Linked DNA regions of Homo sapiens: region 1 is linked to region 2. A link is a loop called in an ENCODE intact Hi-C map of the cell type or tissue named here. Cell type or tissue: Panc1. All regions are shown on one strand.

What was found. Hi-C counts contacts between places; a loop is a spot of excess contacts. Peaks named below come from ENCODE experiments on the same cell type or tissue, not always from the same donor. Only the 100,000 strongest peaks of a DNase experiment are listed, where the experiment ranks them.
Region 1: a loop joins it to region 2, with 2.3 times the contacts of the local background. A loop is called at or near these places in 3 of 110 quality-filtered maps.

The regions. Positions count from the first base shown.
Region 1 is chr1:247,910,948-247,918,947 of GRCh38, forward strand. No RefSeq gene overlaps it. Among named protein-coding and RNA genes, the nearest start is that of OR2T8, 5.3 kb to the right of the region's middle. In Panc1, no CTCF peak of the experiment used is centred here; no DNase peak of the experiment used is centred here.
Region 2 is chr1:247,850,899-247,858,898 of GRCh38, forward strand. It overlaps TRIM58 (tripartite motif containing 58), which reads left to right and starts at 6,289. Exons shown (of 6, transcript NM_015431.4): 1 at 6,289-6,768. The coding sequence starts at 6,349. RefSeq lists a cis regulatory region at 4,202-4,766. In Panc1, no CTCF peak of the experiment used is centred here; no DNase peak of the experiment used is centred here.

The DNA.
Region 1 (8,000 bases), 60 kb after region 2:
GTTCGTAATATTCATGGAGAAAGAGGATGATATTACTCCCAATATCCTGAACACCCCATGTGTACACCACCCTCTTGTATCGTTCGTAATATCCAGCAGGGGAGAGGTTGGTATTACTCTCAGTATCGCAGAAGGTGTATGCCCTGCTGTGATATTGTTTGTAATATTCAGGGAAAGAGAGGATGATACTACTTCCAGTCTCGCGGAGCATGTACACCCCCTGTGATATTGTACCTAATATCCAAAGAATGAGAGGATATTATTCCTAGTATCACAGGCTGTGTACATTCCTCCTGTGATATTGTTTTTAATATCCAGGGGGCGAGAGGATGATATTACCCCAATATTGCAGAAGGGTATACACACCCCGCGATATGGGGAGTAATATCACCCTTCTCTCCCCCCTGGATATTACAAACAATATTTATTGGGATATTGTTTCTAATATCCAGGCGAAAAAACAATAATACTTCCAATATTGCAGGGGGTGTACACCGCTCCTATGACAGTATTCCTAATATCCACGGGGGGAGAGGATGATATTATTGCCAATATCGCAGGAGCTGTACACTCCCCCTCTTATATTGTTCCTTATAACCGGGGGGGACGGGATGATATTAGTCCCAATGTCGCAGAGGGTGTACACCGCCTCTGTAATATCCACGGGGGAAAAGGATGATACAATTCCCACTATCGAAGGGGGTGTACCCCCCTGTTGTATTGTTCCTGATATCCAGGGCGTGAGGAAATGATATCACTCTTAATATCGCAGGGTGTGTACACCCTCACGTTGATAATGTTCGCAATATCCAGGGGAAGGGAGGATAATATTATTCCCAATATTGCAGGGGCTGTACGTCTCCCCTGTGATGATGTTCCTAATATCCAGGAGGGTAGAGGATGATATTACTGTAATATCGCAAAAGGTGTACAACCCCTCTGTGATATTGTTTCTAATATCCAGATGGAAAGGGGATGATATTACAACACCCTGTGATATTATTTCTTTTTCTTTCTTCTTTTTTTTTTGACAGAGTCTCACTCTGTGGCCCAGGCTGGAGTGCAGTGGTGCGATCTGGGCTCACTGCAAGCTCCGCCTCCCGGGTTCACGCCATTCTCCTGCCTCAACCTCCCAATTAGCTGGGACTGCAGGTGCCCACCACCGCGCCCAGCTAATTTTTTGTATTTTTTTTTAGTAGAGACGGGGTTTCACCCTGTTAGCCAGGATGGTCTGTATCTCCTGACTTCGTGATCTGCCCGCCTCGGCCTCCCAAAGTGCTGGGATTACAGGCGTGAGCCACTGCACCCGGCCAAAGAATACATTTTAAATTAGAAGAAATCATGTAAGTGCTATTCTTGAAGTTTCTTATTTTAATTTGTGATTTAATTAATTCAGTCTCATAAATAAACTCAATGAGGAAGGAAGAATGTGGAACTGACAATGTAAGTTGCTTACATAAATCGCCTCATATGGCTTCAGACTGAGTCTCTAAATTGAGAAGATCTTAATGCGTGACAATTAGCTACATGGTAGAGAAGAAACTACTCAATGAAAATTTATTTCTATTTCTTGAGCCAAAATTTGAATGATTGTCCTTATTTATGGTAGCCCAGTAGAAAGATTCCAAGGGTTTCTTTCCTTTCTTTGTTTTTCTTTTCTTCTACATTTCTTCCAAAATTAACTTAAAGTAACTCCTGAGGTTGTATATAGGATAGTAGAAAGCACACTTTCATAACGTTGTTTGGAAGGTCAATTATATGATGAATGCAAAATGCTGGGATTTTGCATTTTGTAATGACAGTTACAAAACACTGCCAAAATAAATCAGAGATGACACAAATAAATGGAAAAACATTCCATGCTTCTACATAGGAAGAATTAATATTGTTAAAATGCCCATACTGTACAAAGCAATTTACAGATTCAATGCTATTTCTACCAAAGTACCAATGTCATTTTTCACAGAATTAGAAAAAACTAATCTAATGACCAAACTAACTGAAAGGTCAAAACTAACCGAATGGCCATATCAATCTCAAGCCAAAAGAAAAGAGTTGGAGGAATCACACTCTCAGATTTCAAACTGTACTACAAGGCTACAGTAACCAAAACAGCATGGTACTGGTACAAAAACAGACTTATAGACCAATGGGACAGCTTAGAAAACCCTGACACAAAGCTGCACACCTATAACCAACTGATCTGACAAAGTCGACAATAACAAGCAATGGGGAAAGGATTTTCTGTTCAATACAGACTTCAGGATAACTGGCTAGCCATATGCAGAGGATTGAAACTGGATGTCTTTATTTCACCATGTACAAAAATCAACTCAAGATGGATTAAAGACTTAAATGTAAAACTTAAAGATAAAAAAACTCTAGAAGAATACCTACGGAAATACCATTCTGGACATAGGCCTTGGCAAAGGTTTCGCAAGGAAGACTCCAAAAGCAATTGCAACAAAAATAAATATTGGCAAGTGGGACCTAATTTAACTAAAGGCCTTCTAACAGCAAAAGAAACTATAAACAGAATAAACAGACAATGTAGAGAATGGGAAAAAATTTGCAAACCATGTGTCCAACGAAGGTTTAATATCCAGAATCTATAAGGAACTTAAACAAATCAACAAGCCAAAAAAAGGAATTCCATTAAAAAATAGGCAAAGGGCAGGAACAGACACTTCTCAAAACAAGACATATGTGTGGTCTACAAGCATATGGAAAAATGCTTATCACTAATTATTAGAGAAATGCAAATGAAAACCACAATGAGATACCATCTCACACCCGTCAGAATGGCTATTTATTATTAGAAAGTAAAAAAAAAAAATCAAAACAACAGATGCTGGGAGGGTTGCAGAGAAAAGGGAATGCTTATACACTGCTAGTGAAAATGCAAATTAGTTAAGCCACCGTGGAACAATTTGAAAATTTCTCACAAAACTGAAAACAGAGCTACCATTCAACCCAGCAATCCCATGACTGAGTACTTTCAATGGCAAAAACCGCAATTACTTTTGCACCAATCTCATACATATAAAGCATGGAATACCACACAGCCACAAAAAAGAACAAAATCATGTCCTTTGCAGCTGCATGGATGCAGCTGGAGGCCATTGTCCTTAGTGAACTAACACAGGAACAGAAAACCAAATACAGAATGTTCTCACTCATAAGTGGCAGCTAATCACTGAGTGCACATGGACACAAAGAAGGTAAAAGTAAACACCAGGGCTTATTGGAGGGTAGTAGGTGGGAGGAGGGTGAGGATCAAAAACTATCTATCAGGTACTATGCCCCAAAATACATAAGAATGATGAATTATTCTAGTGCAAACACACGTTACATATAAAGATTCACATAGATAATAAATAATAGAGGGAGATTTGTTATGCTAAGACCACGAATTAGCTGCATACTTCACACAAGAAAAATGATTCAGGCTAACTATGGGCAGTTCATAATAATAAATGGGATGCATACTCAAAATTACATGACAAGCTTTAAATTACATGTAATGACAAAAATTGTCTTGTTATTGTCCCACAGGACCCTGAAGCTCTTTTCATTACCCTTTCAATCTTTTTTCCTCATTATATTTAGATTATGTAATTCCTATTTGTTTATCTTTAAGTTTGCCAACACTTCCACCTGTCTTCTTTATTTTGTTATTACACTGAACTACAGTGAGGATTTTTTTTTTATTATTACTATTTGGTCTGCCTTTTTTGGCTTTTACATTTTTATTTAGTTCTTTTGTTTTTCTTTGCTGAGAATTCTCTTCACTAAATTATAGACTTAATGTTGTAGAAAGTACATTTAGACCTCCTCTATTTCTGGAACTGTATGCAAGTCCAGCTGCTCACCACCTAGAAGCAAACTGCAAAAGAAGTAGGATGGAGTGACAGGAAAGCAGTTTTATTTTTCAATTGCTAGGAGATGGGAGATGGGCTGCCTCAAGCCTCAAAAACAAAACAAAACAAAAAAACCCATCTCAAAGCTTTGAGCTGAGGGCAGGGGCTTAAAAAGGGAAACGTGGTGTGGGAGGTATGCAGGGGTTATGCAGAGTGTAGGGTCTGCGTGTCTTTTTGCAATGGCTATCTTGAGTTATTGTCCACCTAGAGTGCCAACTGGCACCATCTCAAGTGTGGCTGGGCTGCAGATTATTCATCTTGAGGTCATCTTTCAGAGGGAGAGAATTTGCCACTGGGTCTCCATGCCTGGCTGGTTTCAAAATTAGTCCCTAGAATCTCTTAACAAGCATACAGTAAGATAAGTGTGTGTGGTGCAAGGGAGTGCCTGGTCAGAAAGAGAGGGAAGCTGTTTCCATTTCAGCTCCTCAGGCCAGCATATTCCTAGTTGGCAAATTCCAAACCAACTTGTGCCTTTCAGTTGGAACTAGAACTTCCAGGCAAACATATTTTAGTGCCTTGGTCATTGTTTCTAGATGTCGTCTATACCTGCACTCCATGTGACTGCCCCCCTGCTCTGTGCTACAAGAACACATCTGTGTGAATAGCACTGGGGCTCCCTTCATACTGAATTCTGATCGAGTTTGGCTCATGCAGTGTAATGTACATTATACAGTGTCATGTGCTCTCCACACTCCCCTTCCCACTTGAGCACTGAAGTACTTGTTCCCCCAGCTGCCAGGAGAATTAGTATGTGACAGCTCTCAGCTAAGTCCTTCTCAAGTCACTGTTCCCAGTTGAGGTAAACTGCCTCACCCAAGCTTATGCTCTCTTCCTGGGGGCAGCCACATGCAATCAATGCTCCTGTGGGAACACAAACGCGGGGCCACCTGCCCTACTACAAGGCAACATGGAAGGTTAATCTCACAGTTCATCCAAGGAGTAGCCAAGACTGTAGTTGTGACTACATCACAGTTCATCTTCTCCCAGTGCCCAACTTTGCTTCATTAATGCCACAGGAATTGACACTAGGAACTCTCCTTGGTCAGCTTCCTGAATGTCGAAGTCTCCATCTCAGTCTTTTTTTCAGGAATTTCTGAGTGATAATTATTTCTCCTGCTCAGGCTTGCTGGTCTGTGGATTCTTGACTTTGCCCTCTGGCAGGTTCACCTTGGAGGTGGCCTCCTCCATACAGCCCATCTGTGTGAAATCTGGAAGCTGGTCTATCCCCACAGGCCATCAGGAGGCGAGTGGGCAGAACATCACGGTCTTGGTGGTGTAGGGACTCAGCATAGCCTCTCTTTGGTTTTCGTAAATTGTGCCACATAGTAGTTAATCTCAACTCAGCTACCCAGCATCGCTGTCCTTTCCGTTTTTCTGTGGAGCTCTGGGCAGTACATACATCTTTTTCTCATCTGACTCACAGCTTGTCTGGCCTTAATTCTCACACACCCTAGAGTCCTTCAGAGAGATTTATCTACTTAAGGCAAAAGGCTACTTCCCCCATTGGACAGTAGCCACCTGTGTTACTACACCATTGTATTGATACTCCTGGGACCCCAGAGACATCAGTGTTCAGAACATGGAAAGATAAAACTTTTATCATAAGTGATAGGTAAACTTTCATTGAAAGTTTTATTTGTTACTTGATATACTAAATATCTACAACCTACTGCTTGCACTCAGCCAGGAATTTGTTTTTTTCCACAGGAAATAAGATAACCTGACTTTAACTGTAGACTGCATGTGATCAATAACATTCTAAATCAGAGTAGGATTAGCCACTTCAGTAAGATACAACATGCAAAGGCAGAGGTGTCACTAAAATCTATGATGGGCTTGCCTTCTAAACACAAACAATGGTGATTACAACTTCACTTGGAATAAGCAATTACAATATCTCACGTTTTGTCTAGGAGCAGCTTTCCCCATGATCTATTCCATGAGAAATTTTGTTTAAATATATTTTTTTTTACAGTTTTGGAGGCTGAGATTTATATATACTGGCAGTGAAGCCTGAGTCCACTAAACTTGCAAAAGCTGGAGCCAGGATCCCAAGGGTGCTTGACAGTAGAAAATATTAAGAACAAATAACACAATCATAGAAGGCAGCCCCAGATAAAATCAAACCGCAAACTGCCTGGCACAGTGAATACAATCTGTTGTTACTATTGTTGCTATCACTGATTTTATTACATAGATACAAACACACAAAATATTAAAAAATACAATTATATCACACAGATGCAAAAATATTGATACTTATAAAGCAGCAGAGATTCTGTCAAGTTTAGTTCAATAAGGAAACTACCATGGATTCTACCACGGTTTCTTTTTATTTCAACTACTTTCTTTGACAAGAGCTGGTCTTTCAATATCACACTGTTTAATCTTCCCATCCTATTAAACTACACACAAGTAACGCCAGAGCCACATTACCTCGCCCCTTAATGTATTTTTCAACATCATCTTTTCCATGCACATCTATTTACATTTCATTTTTGCTCCTAAATAATTCTCTCTTCTTTCAATAAATCGCAGCTTTCCAAAAGCATTTTGGAAGTATATTAAAATTATGGGTATTTATAAAATGTCCCTGAAAATTAAACATCTTTGGCAGCCAAAGTGGCAAGCTCATGCCTCTCTGGTTTATTAATCAGAGTTGATTTAGGTCACACCCCTAAACAGTAGACTGTAGACACTGATACAAGTGAAGCCAACACAGCCAGGCTGGAAGAGCTTTTCTCGATGCTGCTCAGACAGGATCCAGCCTTTTGGGAGGAGTCATCACTTTTATCTTCTGTAAGTAGAAAATCTGTGATTCTGTAAATACTAATCACTTAATATTTAATAATTTTCCTGTAAAGTTTGAACTCTAGATAATTCACAGCTATATATCTTTACGTATTTTACAAATAAAATTCTATTATCCATTCTACAACCTGAAGAATCAAAAGTTGCTAGCTGACACAGTCATCAGGTTAAATTCCTGTAATAACCTGTCAATTTTGTCAAATATATGATTTGGCTGTTTCCAATTTATTTTCTGACAGGACAAATTGATTAATCATTTTAGTATCATGGGGAGGAGAGTTACAGTTTTACTATTAAGTTTTGGCAACAGGGATCAGAAAAGCACAGAATGGAATGTTAGAGGCATTGTTCTCAGTGTTCTGTGATTACTTGACGAATTATTGATGAGAAAAAAGGAAGGGATATATACGTGCCTTCTACTAGCATTGCAAAAGAGATCAGTGTGATTTAAAGTAAAAATGTCCACATTTTATCACCATTCTAAGTAAGAAACTATGGGGACAGAAGAAAATATAGTTCAAAATTCTCTAGCTTTCTAAGCTATAGTGAAGAAAGAAAAGGAAAATATTTATTTTTCAGGGTAATACTTTATCATACTTCTTTCTACACTAGTCAATCTTGAATTTTCAACCCTCTGTTAAATGAAATTATAGACATTTTATTAGCAAGATTATTTAATTCTTCATTTTTCATTTAACTGTTCTTTGTATCCATGGCCAATTTTTAAAAAAAATTATCCCAAATAATCATTTTTGTAGGTTTATAAACATTTTAATTAGTGGCAAATTATCTTAGCTTTGTAACATAAAAATATAGACAGTAATTTCAATAAAGCAAATAATTTAATATTATCACATCGTAGAAAAATACAGTTATCTACTAATTTTATTTAACACATTTAATTAATCATTTCGTGAAATAATCTGAATGCTATGGCATGATGACCAGTTAGACTGATACAAACTGATAATTTTTATACACCTGGAAATAAAGAATTTTTATTCCACATAAACATAAAGAATAGAAATATTATCTATTTTCACTGAAAAGGTACAAGCTAATGACATCAAATTTTACAAACTATTTAACCATAGTAGGAACTTCATAATAAGAAAATGTATTTCCTGAACTGAAAAGTCATGCAAGTTGTTGAGATTATTCTCTGAAAACATATGAACCAGTCTGGCACAATTTAAGCGGCTAATTAATTGCAATTGCTATATTTTTATGCTATATATGTTTACCTTACCAAAATAAAAAAAACTAACA
Region 2 (8,000 bases):
AATCTAGAAATCAACAATTATTCCTTCTCAGTCAGCCACATCTTAAAGTTCTCAGATAATCTGTTGTTATCTTCACAAACCTCCTGGCACCTAATTGGGGAGAAAGTCCTCACTTCCGTATATCTCCAGGTAAAACACACAATGGAAATAAGGAAACTTCAGAAGAATTAGCCCTGCAGACAATTAAACAAAAAATATGTCCCCAAAGATTTGCATTTGCTTTTCTTTCTTCCATGTGGATTAATTGATTGGGAAGCCAAGGGTTTGGATGAGCATTTGTTGAGTGTGTATTAGATTCCAGACACTCCATGTATAATGCTTTATATAAGCCTTATAAAAGGACCCTTTTCGTCGCAGAAGGCATAGGCAGAAAGACTTACATAACGCACCAGGGTCAGAGGAAGGGTGCATTAGAGCACTATTGTCTGAAGGCAGGTCAGCTGCAGCTTCATTGTCTGAATTTCAGTTTAATGCACTGCTTTCAAGACAGTTACGGAAATTGCGGGGATTGTATTAGTGGAATCTAGTTCAAAGGGCATCTAAGGAAACGTGTAAATATTAGTTATGGGAATGATGCAAAGTTTCTGGTTCTGCTAAGTAATTCAGGAGCTAGTAAGAGGGACAAATGAGGGAGAGACCTGATACACGAATTGAAGAGAACTTCTACTGCTGAGTGGTAGACAAGGTCAGAGGGAGAGGGAGTTGACAAGGAAAGCCGTTCCGCAAGGGCCCTGGGAGAGTGTTGGAGATGGAGCCATGTGGATTGGTACTTCTTATCAGCATTTTCATCTAGGAAGATTTGTTCCTGCTTTTCTTCCTACCCTGCCATCAATTAATCAAATATATATGCTTCTTATCTTTCTTTAAATCTTATATAAAGCAGGAGAAAATACTCTTTTATAACTCATGGCATTTTGTCTTCTTGTGCTATGGAGTGTGTTTGCGGAAGATTCTTGAATTCACAGACATTCTTAACGCATGTCATATAACTATGAAGAGCCAATACGTATTTTTTGTATCAAACTGATTTACACAATAGGATTTACACAAACGGATTTAACACAATATGGAACACTGGATCCATATTAGCCCATTCATTGCAGATTCATTGCAGAAGTCTGTATATCTGGAAAAATGCCTCAGTGCCTTTCTCCTCCTCATTTTACACAGAATAGAGATAGCAAGGGGGTGTTGAGGGATCACTTCAAACTCATTGGAGAGCTTTTGTGGGCTTTCCTTGGAGAAGTGGCTAGAGAGGCCTACTATGGGTGTTTGTGCATTTATCAGCTGGAACAATGCGATCTATGCAAATACAGTTGGATCTGGGCTGCCTCCAAAGGCTATCAGAAAACCCCACAACTTTGCTGTCCCATTCCAACCACCCCAGCCACCCTAGAGCATCATTCGGACAGACAAAGCCTCTAATTCACAGTAATCCACAGGATGTCAATGCTGGCAACCACTGGGAAAGAGAAAAGTAGGGTCTATATACCACATCCAGTGGTGATAATTGTGAGTGTCATTGATATCCATTGCCTACCAATAAAGACTAAACTGTTTGGCATAGCATACAAAATTAGCCATGATCTCTTTCCCTGCATTGCCACCTGAGTGGGAGCCACATCCAGTCATACTAAAAATACAAAATCAGCCAGGCGTGATGGCATGTGTCTGTAATCCCAGCTACTCAGGAGGCTGAGGCAGGAGAATCGCTTGAACCCGGGAGGCAGAGGTTGCAGTGAGCCGAGGTCGTACCATTGCACTCCAGCCTGGGTGACAGAGCAAGACTCTCTCAAAAAAAAAAAAAAAAAAAAAAAAAGAAAAAAAGAAAAAAGAAAAAGAGAAAAAAATGCAGGGTTCAGTTGCGTGAATGAGGTCCTTTTAAAGCCAGAAGCAGGGAGGAAATGCTGAGTCAGCGGCTGCTAGTCTTGAGGGCTGTGCTTTTATTTTTGGCATTGTGAATTTGCCAACCCAATAGTCCTATAGACACACACACACACACACACACACACACACACACAGAGAGAGAGAGAGAGAGAGAGAGAGAGAGAGAGAGAGAGAATTTGACCCTTCTGGTCTTAGAGCTTGAAACTTACTTTTGTTTTATCTGAGTTCCTTCCTCAGGAAAGGACCACCAGCCCTCTTGAAAAGTAAAGTAACAAAGAACTGAAACTTACCGGATCACCCCAGGTCATCTCAACCAGTTAATGAGATGCCAGTCCAGTCCGCTTATTCAACATGATTGCTTCCTTACCCCTCCCTAGTTCCTCTTTTTCCACACAGTGTGCTATTTCTTCCCTGCCTCTATATAAGCCTCTAATTTTAGTCAGTCAGGGAGATGGATTTGAAACTGAGCTCCTATCTCCTCTGCTGCAGCACCTGATTAAAAGCTTCTTCTTTGGCAATAATCGTTGTCTCAGTGATTGGCTTTCTGTGTGGAGAGCAGCAGGACCTAGACCGAACTCCTGGTTTTTGGTAACAAATTGGGCTGATTTGGGGGCTATGGAGCTAGGAGATTGTGAATCCCCAAAGCTGAGGCAAAGGGTTTGGCCATGGAGAGCTGAGAAACTCTGTGAAAAGGGTTCAAAGTAGGGAAGAAAATATTGCTGTCCTGAAGAAATGGTTTCAGGAGCCCAAAGCCATGATACCAAAGAAATTACAAAAAAGAGCAGGGAGGAATAATGGTCAGATGACGGCAGATCCCATATTTTAAAGATGTCACAGAAGGCAGGACACAACTGAAGAGGAATATTAGAGAAGGAGGATGGTTGCAGGTGGTATTAGCTAAAAGATTTGCAACTCTGCAACCTGTAAATGAGTCACAGGGTGGAGTTAGCCTATAAATTAAGGAGTGGGGTGCATTAGAATTTGGTCGTATTGGCATAAACCAAGAGGTGCTTTATTTACGCCAAAAGAAAGCTCATGAGAAAATACAAATTTAAGTTAGAGTATTCCCATTAAACCAGAAACTGCCTGGCGAGGCACTCCACATAGCATTTGTAAATACAATGACATCTGGATATAATCCAGTCCACAACTTACCTGCATGGACGTGCTGTAAGGGAAATGTGTGTTTCTAAGAACAATGGTACCGATGTCATTCCTAGTCAACCAGTGTCAGAGACAAAACAGTTTAAGCTCAGCAACTCTAGGACCAGCAGGGGAAGAAGTGAGCTCGCCCACTCCGTCACACCCTACTGAAAACCACAGTGACCCCCAACGTCAGAAGCCAGGGGCCTTTCCTTAGGATCACAGGCACTAGGAAATCTGAATTTAAGTGAGCCTAGTTATCAACTGGCCCATATATTTGAGTAAATGGATTGTTTTACTGTGTCTCGTTATGCCTGCAAAATAGAAAAATGCTCCAGCATCTGCCAGAGTTATGGAGAGCCAGGGCAAGATCATATATGTAAAATGCAGAAAAACATGGATTTGACATTTGACATAATATAATCATCTTTGAACTTCCCTCTTTCATTAGCTCCTATGATAAACTGTCCTAATTCTGTTCATTTACTTATTAACTTGTTTAATCAGTTAGTATGTGTGGAGTGTCCATTTGTGCCAGTTACTCTTCAAGGTCCTGGGGATAGATAGAGCAGTGAACAAAATAGAAAAAAATCTCTCTTCCTAATGTAGCTTACCTTTTGACTCACCATCCTTCCATTCACTTCACTATTTCATTTCCTTTTCTTCAATTAAATATATTTGCTACATGGCCGGGCGAGGTGGCTCACACTTGTAATCCCAGCACTTTGGGAGGCCAAGGTGGGGAGATTGTTTGAACCCAGGAGTTTGAGACCAGCCTGGGCAACAGGGCGAAACTCTGTCTCTACAAAAAATACAAAAATTAGCTGGGCGTGGTGGCGGGCACCTGTAGTCGCAGGTACTTGGGAGGCTGAGGTGAGAAGATCACTTGAGCCTGAAAGGTAGAGGCTACAGTGAGTCAGGTTGTGGCACTACACTATAGCCTGGGCAGCAGAGCAAGACCCTGTCTCAATATATATACGTGTGTGTGTGTGTGTGTGTGTGTGTGTGTGTGTATTTCCAACATGCCAGGACCTATATTAAGTGTCTACTATCTATTAGCTCGTTTAATACTCTGAAAGGCCTTATATGAATGACACTAACACCTCTTCACTGCACGTCAGAAGAAATGCAGGGCAGAAACGCGGCACAGCTTGCCTCAAGCTTCTCAGCAAGTGCCACAGCCCTTAGTCCGGAGCCAGAGTCTGTTTTTCTTTGCTAAGCCTTCTGCTCTTTAGCTTTTTTCTCTAATGCCACATCTTTCGTGTTTTGCTAATACAGATCCATGTGTGTTCTCCAAGAATCTATTCGCTTTAATTGCGCACTTAACCTTTAGGCCTCAAGATCCTCTGCTCTGCCTGTCGCCAGAGATCCAGCCCAAGAGTTTGTCCTTATAATGAAGACCCACAAACCCCAGAGGATCCCCAAGGACCTGAGTCATCTGGCCCCGCCTCTTGCTGCAGCCTTATCTGCTGCCACCATATTCTGGCCCAGCTTGCCAGCCTGCCTGGCTTCTCACTGTCATCTGGGTATGTCTTGCTCCCACCTGCTGAAGTTTACCTTGTACCTTTCATGGCTTCTGGGGGCACGGCCTTGCGGAGCCCCCCTTCCCGCTGGCCAGCTTGTGTTCACCTATCAGAGGTTTGCTCAGAGACCTCAGGTGTCTGCCCCCGACCCTGCAGCCTCATTCAGAGTCCTCTGTTATATTCCTGCAGGACTGGTGAGCGACCTTCCTTGCAGTTATTGGTTTGTAATTATATGTTTGCATGATTTCATATCCACCTCTTCTAGTTGATCTTAAGGCTCCTGGAGAAATGGGGTCCCACCTCTTTTCCTTAACATGTGTATTTTCAGTACCCGGTGCAATGTCTGAGACTCCTGGCTACAAACAGACACAATGTGTGCTCAGGGACAGATTGATTTGCCACAGGTACACCCCACCATCACTTCAAACTCGACCATACTAAAGTTATTTTGCACAGATGCAGACACTGCCTCAGACTTGTCGACTTTCTGGACGACATTAGAGACTTTAATGTACTTTATCCTGATTCAGCCTTCCACTGGATGAAGTAACATACTCTGTCAAATCATTTTGCTCCTGTCTCAGCCTCCCCCATCTGACAGGTACACCACTGAGAGGCTAAGCTTGAATTATTCCTCTGATGAGTATCTCTATAGCTTTGTCATCTCCAAGACTGGCTTTGCAACAATCCTACAACATGTGTGTATTCCTTGTAGGATCCTCATTGAACTAGGCCAGATATTTATTTAAATATTTAGAATTATTTTTGGCTGGGCTGTAAACCTATAGTTACACACACCTATGCAGGCATCTTCCCGTGTCAGGCGGTGTCTCATTTCTTTATCAAGAGGTAATTAGTGCAAGAGAAAAAAATGAAGTTTGAAAAAAACATTTAAAAATTGATTATGCCATATAAAGGGGGAAAGCCTTTTAAGAAACGATTATGGCATGAGAGGACCATGGAGTAGCTCAGTAACAATGGAAGGGGCTCGGAGGGTGGAAGGCGGGCGAGGGATGAGAGATCACCTAATGAGAACAATTTACGCTATCACAGCGATGCCTGCGCTAAAGCCTAGACTTTATGCAGTGTCTCCATGTAACAAAACTGCACTGGTACCCCAGAAATCTGCACTAAATCTATATAATGATGATGGAGGCTGGGCGCGGTGGCTCGCGCCTGTAATCCCAGCACTCTGGGAGGTCGAGGCGGGCAGATCACCTGAGGTCACGAGTTCAAGACCAGGCTGACCAAAATGGTGAAACCCCGTCTCTACTAAAAATACAAAAATTAGCCGGGCATGGTGGCGGGCGCCTGTAATCCCTGCTGCTTGCGAGGCTGAGGCAGGAGAATCGCTTGAACCCGGGAGGCGGAGGCTGCAGTGAGCCGAGATCGCGCCACCGCACTCCAGCCTGGGCGACAGAGCGAGACTCCCTCTCAAAAAAACAAAAACAAAAACAAACAAACAAAGATGGAAGGAAGGAGGGAATTTAGCAATTCTCCAGATCTACTGCCAGTGAAAATAGCATATGAGGAGGGATTCCAGTTAGAAATGCCCAGTTTCCTGGGTGTGTGTGTGACGGGGGCGGGGAACCACAACGTTAATTTTATCCCCGACATAGGGAGCGCCTGAGTGGTGGCTTTTCACCGGGTGTGGCTCGTCTGAGCTCTTGAACTGAAGCCAGCGGACACCACCCGTCGGCGCCTGCTTTCCTGGGGCGTGGGCTCCTCCCCCTGTGCAGACCGCGAGGGGAGACGGTGCGGGCGGCCGGGAGCGCAGCCCTCCGGGAGGCGGGTCATGGCCTGGGCGCCGCCCGGGGAGCGGCTGCGCGAGGATGCGCGGTGCCCGGTGTGCCTGGATTTCCTGCAGGAGCCGGTCAGCGTGGACTGCGGCCACAGCTTCTGCCTCAGGTGCATCTCCGAGTTCTGCGAGAAGTCGGACGGCGCGCAGGGCGGCGTCTACGCCTGTCCGCAGTGCCGGGGCCCCTTCCGGCCCTCGGGCTTTCGCCCCAACCGGCAGCTGGCGGGCCTGGTGGAGAGCGTGCGGCGGCTGGGGTTGGGCGCGGGGCCCGGGGCGCGGCGATGCGCGCGGCACGGCGAGGACCTGAGCCGCTTCTGCGAGGAGGACGAGGCGGCGCTGTGCTGGGTGTGCGACGCCGGCCCCGAGCACAGGACGCACCGCACGGCGCCGCTGCAGGAGGCCGCCGGCAGCTACCAGGTGAGGCGCCCCCCGGCGGGGGCTGCGGGCGCTGCGGTGACCGGGAAGCGGGCGACAGTCCGGAGCGGAGCCGCCGAGGCCACCCGTCTCCTGAGCGGCTCCCACGGCCGCTCCCCCCACCGCGCGCCGTCCCCCCCGCCCACGCGGCTCACTCAGTGTGGGTCTCTTTGCCTTGGCTGTGGTAACCCCCTTTGCGACACACACCCATTATTTTACACCGTCCGCCCCTCCCCCAAGCACTCTCCTGTCGTCGAACTCGCGCTGGGCTGGTTTCTCCCGATGCGGATAGTCTGGTCCCTCAGCTGGGCTCTGGTCGGGAGGGCTGTGTGGTCCAGTTCATTCTTGGTAACAATTGTACGTCTATATCGTAAACTTGCCATAATAATTCTCATTTGTGCAATGCTTTGCTTTTGCACAGTGTTTACATTAAATGAGTGTTGTCAGCAAAGCAACCCTCGGGTTTGGGCGTTGTTAAGAAGAGTGTCGAGCTGGGTACGGGTTCCGACCCCTCCAAAGCTCAGGTGCACGTGCCTCCTGAAGTAGGAGCGGGTGGCTCTCCATCAGCAGGGATTTGGGGACTTAGGATTCGAACATCCTCAATGAAGAGGTGCTTCATTTGGGGTGTAGCCCGGGAAGCTTCAAAGAGAAAGAAGAAAAACAAAATGGGAGTATTTGGTCCCCAGAGTGGCATCTGTGAAATTGTGTGTCGATTTCTTCCTACTGGTGCCCTTCAAAAGTTCTTGGATGTTTTCTGAACACACTTGAATCCCAGCATGTAGAACAACTGCCAGCACAGAGGAGGTCTAAGTCGTCTTTACTGACAGATTTAACCAAAGGACTGTCAGTCGCGCTGTAGTGCATTGCAAATACTTTCTTAAAATTTTTATTTATTTATTTTGTTTGTTTTAAATTAAGGTTTAGGATATTTTCCCCTTCCTTCTCTACCAATATCTCTCTTGGTATTTCTTCTTGATTTTCGTTGTCATTTGCGAGATGTAGGTACTAGTACTAGGTAATTTCTAGCTAAACTTTTCTGGAATGTTCTTGCCTTTTTAAAAAAAGTCCAGAAAGAGGATTGGTAGTAACTTTTTTTTTTTTTTTTTTTTTTTTTTGAGACGGAGTCTAGTTCTGTAGCTCAGGCTGGAGGGCAGTGGCGCAATCTCGGCTCATTGCAACCTCCGTCTCCCGGGTCCTGGTGCAAGCAATTCTCCTGCCTCAGCCTCCCGGGTAGC